Linked DNA regions of Mus musculus: region 2 is linked to region 1. Evidence: chromatin loops called from intact Hi-C (ENCODE). Cell type or tissue: gastrocnemius. All regions are shown on one strand. Links, peaks and the distances in the headings refer to the core of each region. The heading gives the core; the rest is flanking DNA.

What was found. A loop is a pair of places that touch in the nucleus more often than their neighbours do. Peaks named below come from ENCODE experiments on the same cell type or tissue, not always from the same donor. Only the 100,000 strongest peaks of a DNase experiment are listed, where the experiment ranks them.
Region 2: it touches region 1 in a loop (30-fold over the local background); 11 of 42 quality-filtered maps call a loop at or near these places.

Annotation. Positions count from the first base shown.
Region 1 is chr9:36,124,080-36,132,121 of GRCm38, reverse strand. Gm5916 (predicted gene 5916) reads left to right here and starts at 3,343. Exons shown (of 3, transcript NM_001167587.1): 1 at 3,343-3,498. The coding sequence starts at 3,432. In gastrocnemius, for the core only: no CTCF peak of the experiment used is centred there; no DNase peak of the experiment used is centred there.
Region 2 is chr9:35,840,330-35,848,371 of GRCm38, reverse strand. It overlaps Pate5 (prostate and testis expressed 5), which reads left to right and starts at 4,222. Exons shown (of 3, transcript NM_029863.1): 1 at 4,222-4,377. The coding sequence starts at 4,311. In gastrocnemius, for the core only: no CTCF peak of the experiment used is centred there; no DNase peak of the experiment used is centred there.

The sequences.
Region 1 (8,042 bases), core at 1,111-6,110:
ACAGAGCAAGTCACCTATTAGTCTTGCAGTCGGATGAAAATACCATGACAGTGACTTTTGCTTTGTGAATCAGATATGGCTGTGATGATTCTTTTTATCAAATATATCAAATTTTATCAAATAAGCCTGTAAGAATGTTTTCAGAGTGGGTCCTTCCTGACTCTTTATGAAATGTGTCTGGAATCTAGGTAGTGACAATAAAGAGATAAAGAGAAAACATACTGCTGGACTATATTATATCTTTTGACACAAATCTTGTACTACTGTCATCTGAGGAATTTGCAAAGTTTCAGAATTGACAATATGCATCATTCACCCATACCATAAACCCACATGTGAACTGAAAAATTCTGGGTTCAAACAAGAACAGTCAAAAAGTTACAGGTAAAAAGAAAATGTACAGTAGGTTTGTTGGCTGGGTTTGGCAGAGAGGTTCTGAATGTGACTAAATATTAAGCAAACCCACTGTTGATTTGGGGTTGTGACTTATTATGGATATAACATTTTTTAACATGTGGTTTATCACCAGCACTGATATTTTACACACACACACACACACACACACACACACACACACACACACACACACTTTCTCTCATAGTCTCAAGAATTTAACTTAAATCATGAGATAGGCTTGATTCATTTATGGTGGATTCTCAACGTCTTAGTAATCTCAGGATTTGAAAAATGATAGAATGATGCTTCCAACTTTAATGTGTCTAGAAAGTTCAATCCTGTGGTTAGGACACTCAGCCTTGTTAGGTCTCAGCTAAGGCTCATTAGCAGAAGATCTGATATGGTTAGTGTGGGCCTGGAAGCTTATGTAGGCCCTGGACACCCACTATCTATGCAATGAGCAGAGGAAAAAGTTCCTGTATTGCAGGGGAAATTGTGTGTTAGTACCTCAGAGTTGGCCAGCCATGCAATACACTAAAGTCTGGAATACTCTGTAAGAGGAAAAGGAGCCTTTATTAGTAATTAAGTTTAGACTAAAGGCAAGAATTTAGATAATTCATTCTTTTTTTTCTTTTTTATAATTTTTATTACATATTTTCCTCATTTACATTTCCAATGCTATCCCAAAAGTCCCCCATACCCTCCCCCACTTCCCTACCCACCCATTCCTACTTTTTGGCCCTGGCGTTCCCCTGTACTGGGGCATATAAAGTTTGCGTGTCCAATGGGCCTCTCTTTCCAGTGATGGCCTACTAGGCCATCTTTTGATACATATAAGTATCCAAGGAGCTAAAGAGATCTGCAACCCTGTAGGTGCAACAACATTATGAACTAACCAGTACCCTGGAGCTCTTGACTCTAGATAATTCATTCTTAGCTACCTTTAGGTTAGTCTGGAAAGCAACTCCGAGATTTAGTAATTTAACACACAAATGGAGCTATTAAGATCTTCAAACATGGAAATTTTTGTCTCCATCATGGGATGGCTGGTACAGGCTTTTCTTAGTAGAGCATTTTCCCATAAATATCTAAGTGGAGGTTTCTTTATGACCAGCATCCTTGAAAAAGATAAATGTATTATTTTTTAAAATCCATGTGATAGATTTAGAAAGTAATTTCAAATTTAACAGCTATAAATACCATCAAGATGTTTACCTAGATCATTTTTCTTTGTTTCAAAACCTATGTACAATCAGGGCAGAATGGAATCCCAGCTTGACAGCACATGTTGTATTAAATGTTAGTAGCATACTAAGTATGTAAAACTGGTAGTAGTACCTTAAGTTTGTAAAACTGAGAGTGGATTAGAAAATTGATGCCCCACAAGGACAAATGTCTTCATTAGAAAAGGTATATATATATACATATGTTATATGCCCTAGTACAGGGGAACGCCAGGACCAAAAAGTGGGAGTGTGTGGGTAGTGGAGTGGGTGGGGAGGGTATGGGGGACTTTTGGGATAGCATTGGAAATGTAAATGAGGAAAATAACTAATAAAAATATTTTTAAAAAAGAAAAGGTATTAGTTTAATTAAACCTGGTTTCTTCATTTACTCTTTCTTCATCTCTTTCCTAGTATGGTTAGAATGGGGTAATAAGGGTTAGGAAGTTAAAGAACTAATAGAACTCCACTGTTAATATCAGAGAGATACAGAGAACATACAGATAGAGTGGTACAGCACAGGAAAACAATTTGAAGCTGAGTGAATTATTAAATCTTGTGGCCTAGCACCCATGCAACTTAAATTCCTCTGTGTTGGGCACTATCTTAGTGTTGGAAAGCTAAGCTAGGTATTCTCATGTATAATAGTCATGCTTGTAAAGCATGAAGTGCATCAAGCTCCCAGAGTGTAGTACATCTGGGACCTGGTCAGTCTCCAGTCATTGCTTTCTACACTCAAACCACCATCCAATCATCCATCCATCTGCTTTTCATTTATTCATTTCTTTTAATCTTTGCTTACTCATGATAAGAACTAGCTGGGTGATCTGTTAACTGTACTTGAACTATGCAGAGTAAGGCTCTGAAGGCCTCTATCATAGAGGGTTAGTGTATAGACAAGGTAATAGAGCAGAAGACTGTCCTTGAAACATGTGGTAGTCTCTAGCCCCTGTCTGCTCAGCTACTGAGCTTGCTCTGTGCTCTTTCATCTTCCCACAGCTAGATGCACAGGCATGGGGATTGTGTGTGCTGTGGTTATTTTTAAGCAGGATGAAATCACTAAAGATACCTTAGAGAACATCAGTAAAAATGTAATTTTAAATATTAGGAGACTATTTTGGATTGCATGCCCTGTGTGCCATACACATGGCCAGGTTTTCAGGAAACTTGTGTAAGTTCTGAGTATTTTAGCTGTGTGATTCAGAAGCTAAGTCTGTGATTGGGAAAATACTACTTAGTTAATTTAGGTATTTAGAGGCTAAAGCTTTACCTGAGGAGAAATTTGTTTTGTAATCCACTCATCCAAAAATCCACTTGTCCCTTTTACATATAGTGTTTGGGTGACATTTACTGTGTTTCTACTATGCTGAGATCTACTACAAAGCAGGCATAAAGGCTGTGAGTACACATTGTGATTACAGAACACAATGAACAAGGTTCTCTTGTTGCTGCTTCCATCACCATTGTCAAGACTAGATAGAAATAAAAGCTCTGTGATCCTGCTCTCCATTTAACCTTAGGAAGCTCACTTAGGAAATAAACAACCCTAGCTTCATCTTTGAAGGAATATGAGATGGATACTGAGAAATCCTCTGCCCTTTACCCTTTGAAGCTCTGTAGGAGTGGTTCTGTGGGACACTTCCCTAAGTCTGGCTACTCACAAAACACCCACAGGCAGGTGTGTAAGGGTGCTCCTGCCCACATCCTGGGAGCAGCTCAAAGAAGAATCTGTAACCTGCTCTCATCTACACTGACCGTCCTGAGCACTTGCTACCAGCTGCTCTCCTGTGTCCTCTGATAGCCCAGACTGAGATGGGCAAGATCCTGCTCCTACTCTTTCTCCTGATGCTGGGGTCTTTTGCTCTTGTGTTCATCCAAGGTAATAATGAGTCCTTCAAAGCCAAAACAAGAGAAAACAGGGACTAGAGATGTCTGAAAGTAAATGTGGCATGGTGGCCAGAACAGCTGTGATAATACTGTGTGGGATCTGAAAACAGTCAAGATCAGGATTCTAAGAAGAGCTGCCTCAAAAGAAATGGAGAATCTTGTGTTGGTTCCACAATGTTCTTGCTAGAGTAAGAAGTTGAGTCTCTCCAGGTTCTCAGAGTGGGATCAGTCACTCCATAGAAAAGAATGAGTTTGAGTGTACTTGTAATCTATGGCTTTGAGTCTATCTCCTTCAATAACCAGTAGCAGCTAATGGATGCTTATGGTTTTCTTTGTAGGTGCTTTCAACCACAGTTATCTGTTAGGAGGAGGTCACTGAAAAGTTTATCTTAAGCCAGTTTTTCATATCAAGTACACTGTTTTGATCAGGTGGATTTGATTATCAGATTCCCCTTGGGGGAGAGGGTTTATGCTATGAAAGACTGTGAATGTGCCTCCTTTCTGTGGTGCCAGGACAATATCTATTCCTCAAGCATTTTATTTTTTATTACATTTATTTATTTATTTAACGTGTGTGTGTGTGTGTGTGTGTGTGTGTGTGTGTGTGTGTGTGTGTGTGTGTGATGCCATACATGTGGAGACCAAAAGACAATTTTTGAGAGTCAATTCTCTTGCCTTTCCAAGTGGGTTCCAGGGATTGAACTCAGGTCATCAAGCTTGATAGCAGGTACCTGTTAAACCATCCCACTTTTTCCATGAGTGTTTTTTTTTTATTGTATTTTACTTTTACCATATCTTCTCCATTAATTTTATTGCACTCTAACACCCTCTAAAGCATTTTGTCACAACAAGTCCTCCACCTACTTTCAAGTCTCCTTTTTGTAAATAACCCATGGAGTTGAATTAGGTTTCTTTGCATAAGCATGGATCTGGGGTTATTACTGTAGCATAGACAACTTAACAGTAGCTAAATCACTGCTGAAAAAAAAAAAAAAAAGAAACCCAAAAACCGACTTCCTGAATTGTAGAACATTAATTGACAATAGTTCCTCAGGGAGGAATGAGACCTCATAATTCCTTCCCTAGTCCATGATAGAAAGTCAATTGGCTTGATATTATGCAGGTTTTCCATTGGTTAACACAGCTGCTGTGAGTTCTTGAGATCACTGAACACATCATATTCAGGAGGTGGCATTCATGGTACTTTCCCAAACACCAGCTCTTGCATTCTTTTTACCTCCTCTTCTACAATGACTCCTGAACATTTGGGGGTGGGATATGAAATAGATATCCCATATAAGGCTGAGAATTCAATAATCACTTATTCCTAGCACTTAGATCAGTTATGAGTCTCTACATTAACCACTAACCACTGCAGAGAAGCTTCTCTCTGAGGGAAACACTAATCTTTGGCCATATACATAATCTTTTGCCTTCTTCTAGAAGGCAGTTTGATGTGTCATTCTAGAAAAAGAAGAATTAAAAGTAGTAGTAGGTTCTCCCTTAAGACCTATGACCTTTTGAGACATGGGATTTTGACCAGCTTTGTATTAGACATGGATTATGTCTAGTGAAGCAGTCTTTAGATCTAGTCAAAACCAGTTGGTTACCTACATACCTTTATTGCACTATTTCACTACTGCAACATTGAGCATATTTGCCTGACCTGTCAGTATTTTAGCATGTAAAGTTGACCAATGGATAATTCAATTGATGAACTTTAGCCTCCAGAATGCTATAGAGAATTTCTGGTGCTATGAACATTAGCCAGCATGAAGTAAGTTTTCATGCCAGTTCTACTGTGATTACTTTTGGTCCCACACCTAAAGACTCTTGTATCAGCAGCAATAAGGTCTTCCCATGCAGTTTTATTGGCAAACAAGAGTGGTATCAATGGCTTGTATTGTTTTGGGGTTCCCTATGATTTCTCAACCAATAGCTCAGAGATCCCACACCTGGCACTAGGATTTTCTTTTTAACAACTGAACTACACTGGAAGCATTATCCTCCCATGAATTGTGTTTAAACTCTGTCTTTAAATTATATTTTTCATTTGTCTACAACGTAGTGGGTTTTCATAAGGATTTCTCAATACATGTTGAGTTTTACTTAAGCCCCTATCCCTCTGCTCTAATCCCTGCTTAAACCTTCCCACCCTCAGTATTTCCCTTCTCTACCTCCATGTCACATGTGTACCTGCTATTACCATCTCCCCTCTAAGAACCCACGCCACTCACCCAGTAGTTCCTTTCTATTTTCACCAACCTTTACAAATACTTAGATCAAAAATAAAAATGTGAAAATTCAAAGCTAGGATTCATAAGAGTGAGAACATGTACTGTTTCTCTTTCTGGGAATGAGTTACTTCAATCATTATTGTTAGGAGCGGGTGTGGCGGCAGTCCCAAAGGCGCCAGAGACTGCAGCTAAGTCATATGACTTGCACCTGACTTCCTCATATAAGACACAAACATCTTGAGTGCTGCGCAGGTGTACCAGGATACTGGTGAATCCAATTTGATGGAGATTTGCCCCTGCTGCCCTGATTAGCTGAAGCTGCGTGACTGATGAGGGGGCGTGGCCTGCTGTGCGTGGATGGGAACTGAGAGTATAAAAGAGTGAGAGGCCCAGGGTTCGGGGGAGATATAAAAACAAGGGAGATATAAAAACAGGGGAGATATAAAAACAGGGGAGATATAAAAACAAGGGAGATATAAAAACGAGGGCGATATATAAACAAGGGAGATATAAAAACAAGGGAGATATAAAAACAAGGGAGATATAAAAACAAGGGAGATATAAAAACAAGAGAGATATAAACAAGAAGAAACAGGACTGAATAAACGTGTGCAGAAGGATCCTGTAGCAGCGTCGTTCTTCCTGGCCTGTTGAGTGCGCGCAACAAGTGGTGCCGAAACCCGGGACAAGAAACATCTTCAGGCATGAGCGAAGACCCCCTACTACAGGGAGGATTCAGAACTGCATCACGGGGAAGGAGTGGTTAATGAAGTGTTCCTGTAAAACAGACTGTTGAGAAGGATCTGGCGTGGATTCAGAACTCTTCAGCTGGGGAACGGTACTGATGAAGAGAAAGAAGAAAGATGAAGACTGAATAAACTGCTGTTAGAAGGACTGGTGGTCGCGTCGTTCTTGCTGGTCGAGAGCAGGCGCAACAATTGGTGGCCCGTACGGGGAACCGACTCCCCCACCGAGTTCAGAACTTTCAGCAGTCAGTGGTTGCCGGCAGGGTAAGTTCATGGTGAGTGAAACTTGGGACCCCAGGAGTTTGGGAAGGACCTCCGATAAAATAGAGGCGAATATAACGTTGCCAGGAAGCAGGTACAAGGTAACTAAAGGTTCCCGGCTTTGGGACAAGTTAAGGTTCCTGGTTTGGGGACAAGTTAAGGAACTATGATAACCTCAGTGTAGTGATCAATAGATCCTCACTGTGTAGTTATGCTTTTTTCTCCCATTGACCCTTTGTGGGTAGGTCTGATAGTTTTGGTCTTGTTTGTTCTGATATATGGACTCTGTTACTGTTTGAAACTGTGTGTAGAGGCAGTCAAGACAGGTCAGAAAATCCTTACAGAGCAACAAGAAAGTATGTCGGAGGAAGAGAAGGGCTTAAAAAGAAAAAGGAAAAAGAAAGGAGACACAGTGTTATCAGGTGGACAGAAAGGACAAAATAAAAGAGCCGAGGCGGAGGAGGAAGGCGAATTAGCTTCTGTGCCTCCTCCCTATGCCTCCTCAGCAGTGAAAACTTGACTCTCGTATTGACTTCCCAGATGGTCACACAGGTGATTGAGGTTATGGTCTCATCACCATGAGGTATTGTGTCCATCCCCCCTGGGATCGACCAGATCAGGTGTTGACGTGGGCGAGAGGGTCTGTTTGTGTGTTTCCACAGGACCAGACGGAACCTCTTTGGGTGCCGGAGAGATTGGTGAGACGCTACAAGAATGAGGCTCCTGATCCAGTTGCCCCTGTGGATGTGGTGGATGGTCCCACAAGCACAAAGGATGGAGCCGAGATGAGAGATCCTTTCGGTATTCCAGAAGCCGATACCAGCTCGACATGACGTTCAAATTTTTCTATGCCTTTTTGATCCCTGAATTCCCCTTAAAGAGATAGCCCCGCTGGCCATCTATCCCTTGCTTCAGGGAAGATGAGCGGGGATGAGAGCCCTGGGATGTATGCTTGTTATAGTGTGTGTGTGTTTTGTGTTTGGCACATGTGTTAGGTGCAGAGTGTGCGGCCCGCACTTTCGCCATGGTAGCGTAGGCTTTTGCTGCAGTGGAGGCGGGACAATCTCCTCAGATTCGGTTTGCCGCTCTAAAAGAAACTATGCTGCGTTATGCCGTGGGGTGCGAGGCTAAGCACTGCACAGAGGATAGCTTGCTGTTGGCATCCTGTGGAAGGCATGTCTGATTGCATGAAGGTTCAGTGTCCTAGTTCCCTTCCCCCAGGAAAAACGACACGGGAGCTGGCCAAGACCTCTCTGGGTGATGAGCCTAAGGGATGGTTTTGTGTAGGGCCC
Region 2 (8,042 bases), core at 1,017-6,016, 280 kb after region 1:
CATTTACATTTCAAATTATTTCTCTCTTCACAGAGGAAGCAACTCATATAACCTCTATGCATCCTTCTTTCCTCTGTCTTGGATGCTGACTCCTTCCTACCCAACATCAGATACCAAACATTCTCCATTCATCTTCATTTCCTGCCTTTCTTCATTTATATGTGAAAATCATCACCAATCTTGCTTGTCTTGCATTTATCTCTCCCTCACAATCACTAAGTTGCTCTGGCTGACGAGCTACCAGGCTTCTAATTTAAACATTATTTCAATGAGCCAAATATTACAAAAATCTTATATTCCTAATAGACAGTGTTCTCTGCTTTTTTTGGTGTGTTAATTCCTATTATTCTGAATCATTCATTCTTGTTTCTTCAAAAAGTAGGAATTCAAATGTGAAGAATATCATTAGTATGTTTCAAAACAGCATACAATTATATATTTCTCATGAATAATTTTAAAGAAGGGGAAATTTTATGTTTCTGTAAAGAATGTTAAAAATAAATTCATTTTGCTTGACATTCATTGAGTTGAATTTCTTTTTGAATAAGTGAGAAAATCTACAAATCTAGACTTATACTCTAGAATATCAAATTTATAATTTTTAAATAACTTTCTTCTCTTCCAAACAAGAACTTGTGAAAAAAGCCTTTCAATGACTACTGTGGAGAATAGTCTAAACCATCAGAACTTATTTTTAAAACTGTTAAATCAGTAAAGCTGAAATATCAATAAGAACAACAACAATAATAATAACATCAATGGAGATAAACATAAAACTACACCTAAATGAAGGTGGGTCTCTTTATATCTGACACACCCACATACAAATAATCAGGGATAGAACATGGCAATACAAACAGTATTAATGAGAAGATTTTTATCATTTTGAAAACTGCCTTATTAATCTATGTCTACATGATCAATGTAAATACTGGCCCTTATACAGCAATTTAGGCAATACAAATGAGTTAACAGAACAAGGATGGTCAACAAAATGTGCTATCAACCTAGCAAATTGATTTGAACCTAAATCTGGGTATAATAGCCAATAAATAGTACTTCAGGCTAACAATCAAGGTTATATGAGTCATTTGGGGTACTAGTTCCTTATCATTCAAAGTTATTAAGTCATATACTACACAGGAAACCTAAAAAGTTGTCATATCCAAGAAGAGGATGAGGAAGCACAATGAAGAGACATGGGGACCCTGAGAGATAAAAAGAATAGCAGGCAAGACACTAGTGAAAATCTGTTATGGATTTCAGTTACCAAACCTTTAATCACAGTACTCCAGAGACAAAGATAGTGGCTCTCTGTGAGTTTGAGGCCAATCTTGTCTACAGAGAGAGTTCTGTAACACCCAGAGATAAAAGGAGAAACCCTGTCTCAAAAAGACAAGACAAAACAATCAACCACACAAAACAAAACCAATAGAAATATACTTCTACAATTTGTATAGATATGAAGTCCAAGATCAAGCAATGCATTGGTTATCTATTGAGGGCCCACTTCGTAGTTCATAGGATAACATAGTTTAGGGGCAGGTGCATGTATCCAGCACCATAACTGTAATCTTAGGTTTAGCATTTAACAGCACATGTGAAAAAAATACAGAAACCTTTACTAAAATCCTCTGCTGGAGTGCCTAATCCTTCCCACAGATCAGAAAACAAAATAAACTGCAAACTACAAGATAAATAAACATTTTATCCTGTTTCACTTAACTCTCTAAACATTTTAATGAAACACTGATTTATTATACAGTACAGCATTGTAACTGAGGTTCCTGTTGTTTGTCCAATTCACAAAACAATACATCCAGTCAGCAATGATTTATTAAATACTCTAAAAACCATAGTGTCTAGCAGCAATCACATAGGCATCTGGGCTTCTTTGAGCCTAATGCCTTAGGACCTCAGTGAGGAATAGACTTCGGTTTTTAATGATATGTAGACACTGACAGAGCAAGTCACCTACTAGTCTTGCAGTCGGATGAAAACACCACGACAGTGACTTTTGCTTTGTGAATCAGATATGGCTGTGATGAATCTTTTTATCAAATATATCAAATTTTATCAAATAAGTCTCTAGGAATGTTTTCAGAGTGGGTCCTTCCTGACTCTTTATGAAATGTGTCTGGAATCTAGGTAGTGACAATAAAGAGATAAAGAGAGAGCATACTGCTGGACTATATTATATCTTTTGACACAAATCTTGTACTACTGTCATCTGAGGAATTTGCAAAGTTTCAGAATTGACAATATGCATCATTCACCCATAGCATAAACCCACATGTGAACTGAAAAATTCTGGGTTCAAACAAGAACAGCCAAAAAGTTACAGGTAAAAAGAAAATGTACAGTAGGTTTGTTGGCTGGGTTTGGCAGGAGGTTCTGAATGTGACTAAGTATTAAGCAAACCCACTGTTGATTTGGGATTGTGACTTATTATGGATATAACATTTTTTAACATGTGGTTTATCACCAGCACTGATATTTTACACACACACACACACACACACACACACACACACACACACACACACACACACACACACTTTCTCTCATAGTCTCAAGAATTTAACTTAAATCATGAGATAGGCTTGATTCATTTATGGTGGATTCTCAACGTCTTAGTAATCTCAGGATTTGAAAAATGCTAGAATGATGCTTCCAAATTTAATGTGTCTAGAAAGTTCAAGGCTGGGGCTAGGACACTCAGCCTTGTTAGGTCTCAGGTAAGGCTCATTAGCAGAAGATCTGATATGGTTAGTGTGGGCCTGGAAGCTTATGTAGGTCCTGGCCACCCACTATCTGGAATGAGCAGAGGAGAAAGTTCCTGTATTGCAGGGGAAATTGTGTGTTAGTACCTCAGAGTTAGCCAGCCATGAAACACACTAAAGTCTGAAATACTCTGTAAGAGGAAAAGGAGCCTTTATTAGTAATTAAGTTTAGACTAAAGGCAAGAATTTAGATAATTCATCCTTAGCTACCTTTAGGTTAGTCTGGGAAGCAACTCTGACATTTGATAACTTAACACACAAATGGAGCTATTAAGATCTTCAAACATGGAAATTTTTGTCTCCATCATGAGATTGCTGGTACAGGCTTTCCTTAGTAGAGCATTTTCCCATAAATATATAAGTGGAGTTTTCTTTATGACAAGCATCCTTTAAAAAAATTAGATGTATTATTTTTTTTAATCCATGTGATGGATTTAGAAAGTAATTTCAAATTTAACAGCCATAAATATCATCAAGATGTTTACCTAGATCATTTTTCTTTGTTTCAAAATCTATGTACAATCAGGGCAGAATGGAAACCCAGCTTGACAGCACATGTTGTGTTAAATGTTGGTAGCATATTAAGTATGTAAAACTGGTAGTAGTACATTAAGTTTGTAAAACTGAGAGTGGATTAGAAAACTGATGCCCCACAAGGACAAATGTCTTCATTAGAAAAGGTATATATATATATATATATATACCTTTTCTATATATATATATACCTTTTCTATATATATATATACCTTTTCTATATATATATATGTTATATGCCCCAGTACAAGGGAACGCCAGGGCCAAAAAGTGGGAGGGGTGGGTAGTGGAGTGGTGGGGAGGGTATGGGGGACTTTTGGGATAGCATTGGAAATGTAAATGAGGAAGATACCTAATAAAAATATTTTTAAAAAAGAAAAGGTATTAGTTTGATTAAACCTGTTTTCTTCATTTACTCTTTCTTCATCTCTTTCCTAGGATGGTTAGAATGGGGTAATAAGGGTTAGGAAGTTGGAGAACTAATAGAACTCCACTGTTAATATAAGAGAGATACAGAGAACATACAGATAGAGTGGTACAGCACAGGGAAACAATTTGAAGCTGAGTGAATTATTAAATCTTGTGGCTTAGCATCCATGCAACTTAAATTCCTCTGTGTTAGGCACTATCTTAGTGTTGGAAAGCTAAGCAAGGAGTTATGTATAATGGTCATGCTTGTAAATCATGAAGTGCATAAGGAGGAAGGAAATAAACAACCCTAGCTTCATCTTTGAAGGAATATGAGATGGATACTAAGAAATCCTCTGCCCTTTGCCCTTTGAAGCTCTGTAGGAGTTAGTTCTGTGGGACACTTTCCTAAGTCTGTGAGTTTTCCTACTCACAAAACACCCACAGGCAGGTGTGTAAGGAAGCTCCTGCCCATATCCTGGGAGCAGCTCAAAGAAGAATCTGTAACCTGCTCTCATCTACACTGACCGTCCTGAGCACTTGCTACCAGCTGCTCTCCTGTGTCCTCTGATATCCCAGACTGAGATGGGCAAGCTCCTGCTCCTACACTTTCTGTTGATGCAGGCATCTTTTGCTCTTGTGTTCATCCAAGGTAATAATGAGTCCTTAAAAGCCAAAACAAGAGAGAACAGGGACTAGAGATGTCTGAAAGTAAATGTGGCATGGTGGCCAGAACAGCTGTGATAATACTGTGTGGGATCTGAAAACAGTCAAGATCAGGATTCTAAGAAGAGCTGACTCAAAAGAAATGGAGAACCTTGTGTTGGTTCCACACTGTTCCACTGTTCTTGCTAGAGTAAGAAGTCAAGTCTCTCCAGGTTCTCAGAGTGGGATCAGTCACTCCATAGAAAAGAATGAGTGTGAGTGTACTTGTAATCTATGGCTTTGAGTCTACCTCCTTCAATACCCAGTAGCAGCCAATGGGTGCTTATGGTTTTCTTTGTAGGTGCTTTCTACCACAGTTATCTGTTAGGAGGAGATCACTGAAAAGTTTATCTTAAGCCAGTTTTTCATATCAAGTACACTGTTTTGATCAGGTAGATTTGATTATCAGATTCTCCTTGGGGGAGAGGGTTTATGCTATGAAAGACTGTGAATGTGCCTCCTTTCTGTGGTGCCAAGACAATATCTATTCCTCAAGCATCTTACTTTTTATTGCATTTATTGATTTAAAGTGTGTGTGTGTGTGTGTGTGTGTGTGTGTGTGTGTGTGTGTGATGCCATACTTGTGGAGACAAGAAGACAAATTTGGAGAGTCAATTCTCTTGCCTTTCCAAATGGGTCCCAGGGATTGAACTCAGGTCATCAAGCTTGATAGCAAGTACCTGTTAACCCATCCCACTGTTTCCATGAGTGGTTTTTTTTTATTATATTTTACTTTTACCATATCCTCCCCCATTACTTTTATTGAACTCTAACACCCTCTAAAGCATTTATTCACAACAAGTCCTCCACCTACTTTCAAGTCTCCTTTTTGTAAATAACCCATGGAGTTTAATTAGGTTTTCTTGCATGAGCACAGGTCTGGTGTTATTACTGTAGCATAGACAACTTAACAGTAGCTACATCACTGTGAAAAAAAAAAAAAAAAAAACGAAAAGGAACCCAAAAACTGACTTTCTGACTTGTAGTACATTAATTGACAATAGTTCCTCAGGTAGGAATGAGACCTCATAATCCCTTCCCTAGTCCATGATAGAAAGTCAATTGGCTTGATATTATGCAGGTCTTACATTGGTTAACACAGCTGCTGTGAGTTCTTGAGATCACTGAACATGCCATATTCAGGAGGTGGCATTCATGGCACTTTCCCAAATGCCAGCTCTTGCATTCTTTTTACCTCCTCTTCTACAGTGATTCCTGCTCATTTTGGGGTGGGATATGATATAGATACCCCATATAAGGCTGAGAATTCAATAATCACTAATTTCTAGCACTTAGATCAGTTATGAGTCTCTACATTAACCACTAACCACGGCAGAGAAGCTTCTCTCTGAGGGAAACACTAATCTTTGGCCATATACTTAATCTTTTGCCTTCTTCTAGAAGGCAGTTTGATGTGTCCATCTAGAAAAAAGAAGAATTCAAACTAGTAGTAGGTTCTCCCTTAAGACCTATGACCTTTTGAGACATGGGATTTTGACCAGCTTTGTACTAGACATGGAATATGTCTAGTGAAGCAGTCTTTAGATCTAGTCAAAACCAGTTGGTTATCTACATACCTTTATTGCACTATTTCACTACTGCAACATTGAGCATATTTGCCTGACCTGTCAGTATTTTAGCCTGTAAAGTTGACCAATGGATAATTCAATTGATGAACTTTTACCTCCAGAATGCTATAGAGAATTGCTGACGCTATGAACATTAGCCAGCATGAAGTAAGTTTTCATGTCAGTTCTACTGTGATTACTTTTGGTCCCACACCTAAAGACTCTTGTATCAGCAGCAATAAGGTCTTCCCATGCAGTTTTATTGGCAAACAAGAGTGGTATCAATGGCTTGTATTGTTTTGGGGTTCCCTATGATTTCTCAACCAATAGCTCAGAGATCCCACACCTGGCACTATAATTTTCTTTTTAACAACTGAACTACACTGGAAGCATTATCCTCCCATGAATTGTGTTTAAACTCTGTCTTTAAATTGTATTTTTTATTTGTTTACAAAGTAGTGGGTTTCCATAAGGATTTCTCAATACATGTTGAGTTTTACTTAAGCCCCTATCCCTCTGCTCTAATCCCTGCTTAAACTTCCCACCCTCAGTATTTTCCTCCTCTACTTCCATGTCACATGTGTTTCTGCTATTACCATCTCCCCTCTAAGAACCCACCCCACTCTCCCAGTAGTTCCTTTCTATTTTCATCAACCTTTACAAATACTGTAGATCAAAAATACAAATGTGAAAATTCAAAGCTAGAATGCATAGGAGTGAGAATATGTACTGTTTCTCTTTCTGGGAATGAGTTACTTCAATCATTATATTTTTTTTTAGTTTTGTGTTAATTTCATTTTTCTTTGCAAATGAACACAATCCATGGTGTATCTAAATCACATTGTCATTCACTCACCAATTGTGGACAGCTAGGCTGATTCTGTTTCCTAGATATTGTAAACAGAGCAGCAGTGAACATGGATGTGCCAGTAACTGTATAGTGGGTATAGTTTTGAGAGTATATTCTAGGAGTTATAAGAATATGCCAAATGTTATTTCTGTTTTTATATTTAAAGAAAAATCTTTATGGTCCTTTTCTCTGTATCTATATCAGTTCACATGTCTATGAAAGAAAAAGATTTGCCCTTTGCTCAAATCCATGTCAACTTTTCTTATCATTTGCTCCATTTGAGGAATGGGGGAAGGCACTATGTGAGATAAAATCATTACGTGTTTTTTATTTGTATTTTCTTGGTTTTCTTAGCATGTTAGACATTCTAGGAAAAAAATGCTTATCAGCTGTTTGTATTCTCCTATTGAGAGCTCTCTATTCAATGTCATTTAAAAAGAACTGGGATATTTGTTTTCTTAATGAATTTCTTGAGGGTTGTTGCTTTTATATTTTAGATAACAACCCTCTGTCCAATATACAGTTGGCAAAGATTTTATTAATTTTGCCTCTTCATTCTTTGTTCAATTGACACTTTTCTTTGCTGTGTTAGGAGCTATTCAACTTCATGATTTCCTACCATCCTGATAGGGACACAGGTGCAAACCTAACAGTATGCCTCAAAGACTGCAACCTGGCCAAAGCCAGAGTTTATGCTCTGGGGAAGAAATTAAAAGAAGAAATTAATTTCAGGACAAACCAAAATTCAAGAAAAGGTGAATTTATTAAAAATATTAAGAGAGGGTACATAATCATCACTGTTATTAGCATTATCCTCTCCCTGAAATGAGGAAGTCATGCCTGTTAAGCATGTGTAGGCTCCTCAAGGGAGAGATGCAGTTATGTTATTTTACCATAGGAACATATGGGCTTAAAGCAGCTCTGGAGTTATGTCTCTAGTAGTGCTAAGAAACCACCTTCATAATAAAGTTAAAGAATTTTTCTCAGAAAAAAATTTGGAAGTGAATTTATGTGGTGTACCCTTAAGTTCCAGGGAGGAAAAGCATATGCCTAGTAAGTCCTGGTTATATGTTGATATCACCCTAAGTAAGAACAACCTAATTATTGTCCTTAACACCCTTGATTTAGGAAATTGTCATCTTGAAATTTACATCTAGCACTAAGTGAGCACAATTTCTTCATAGTATTTGAAAA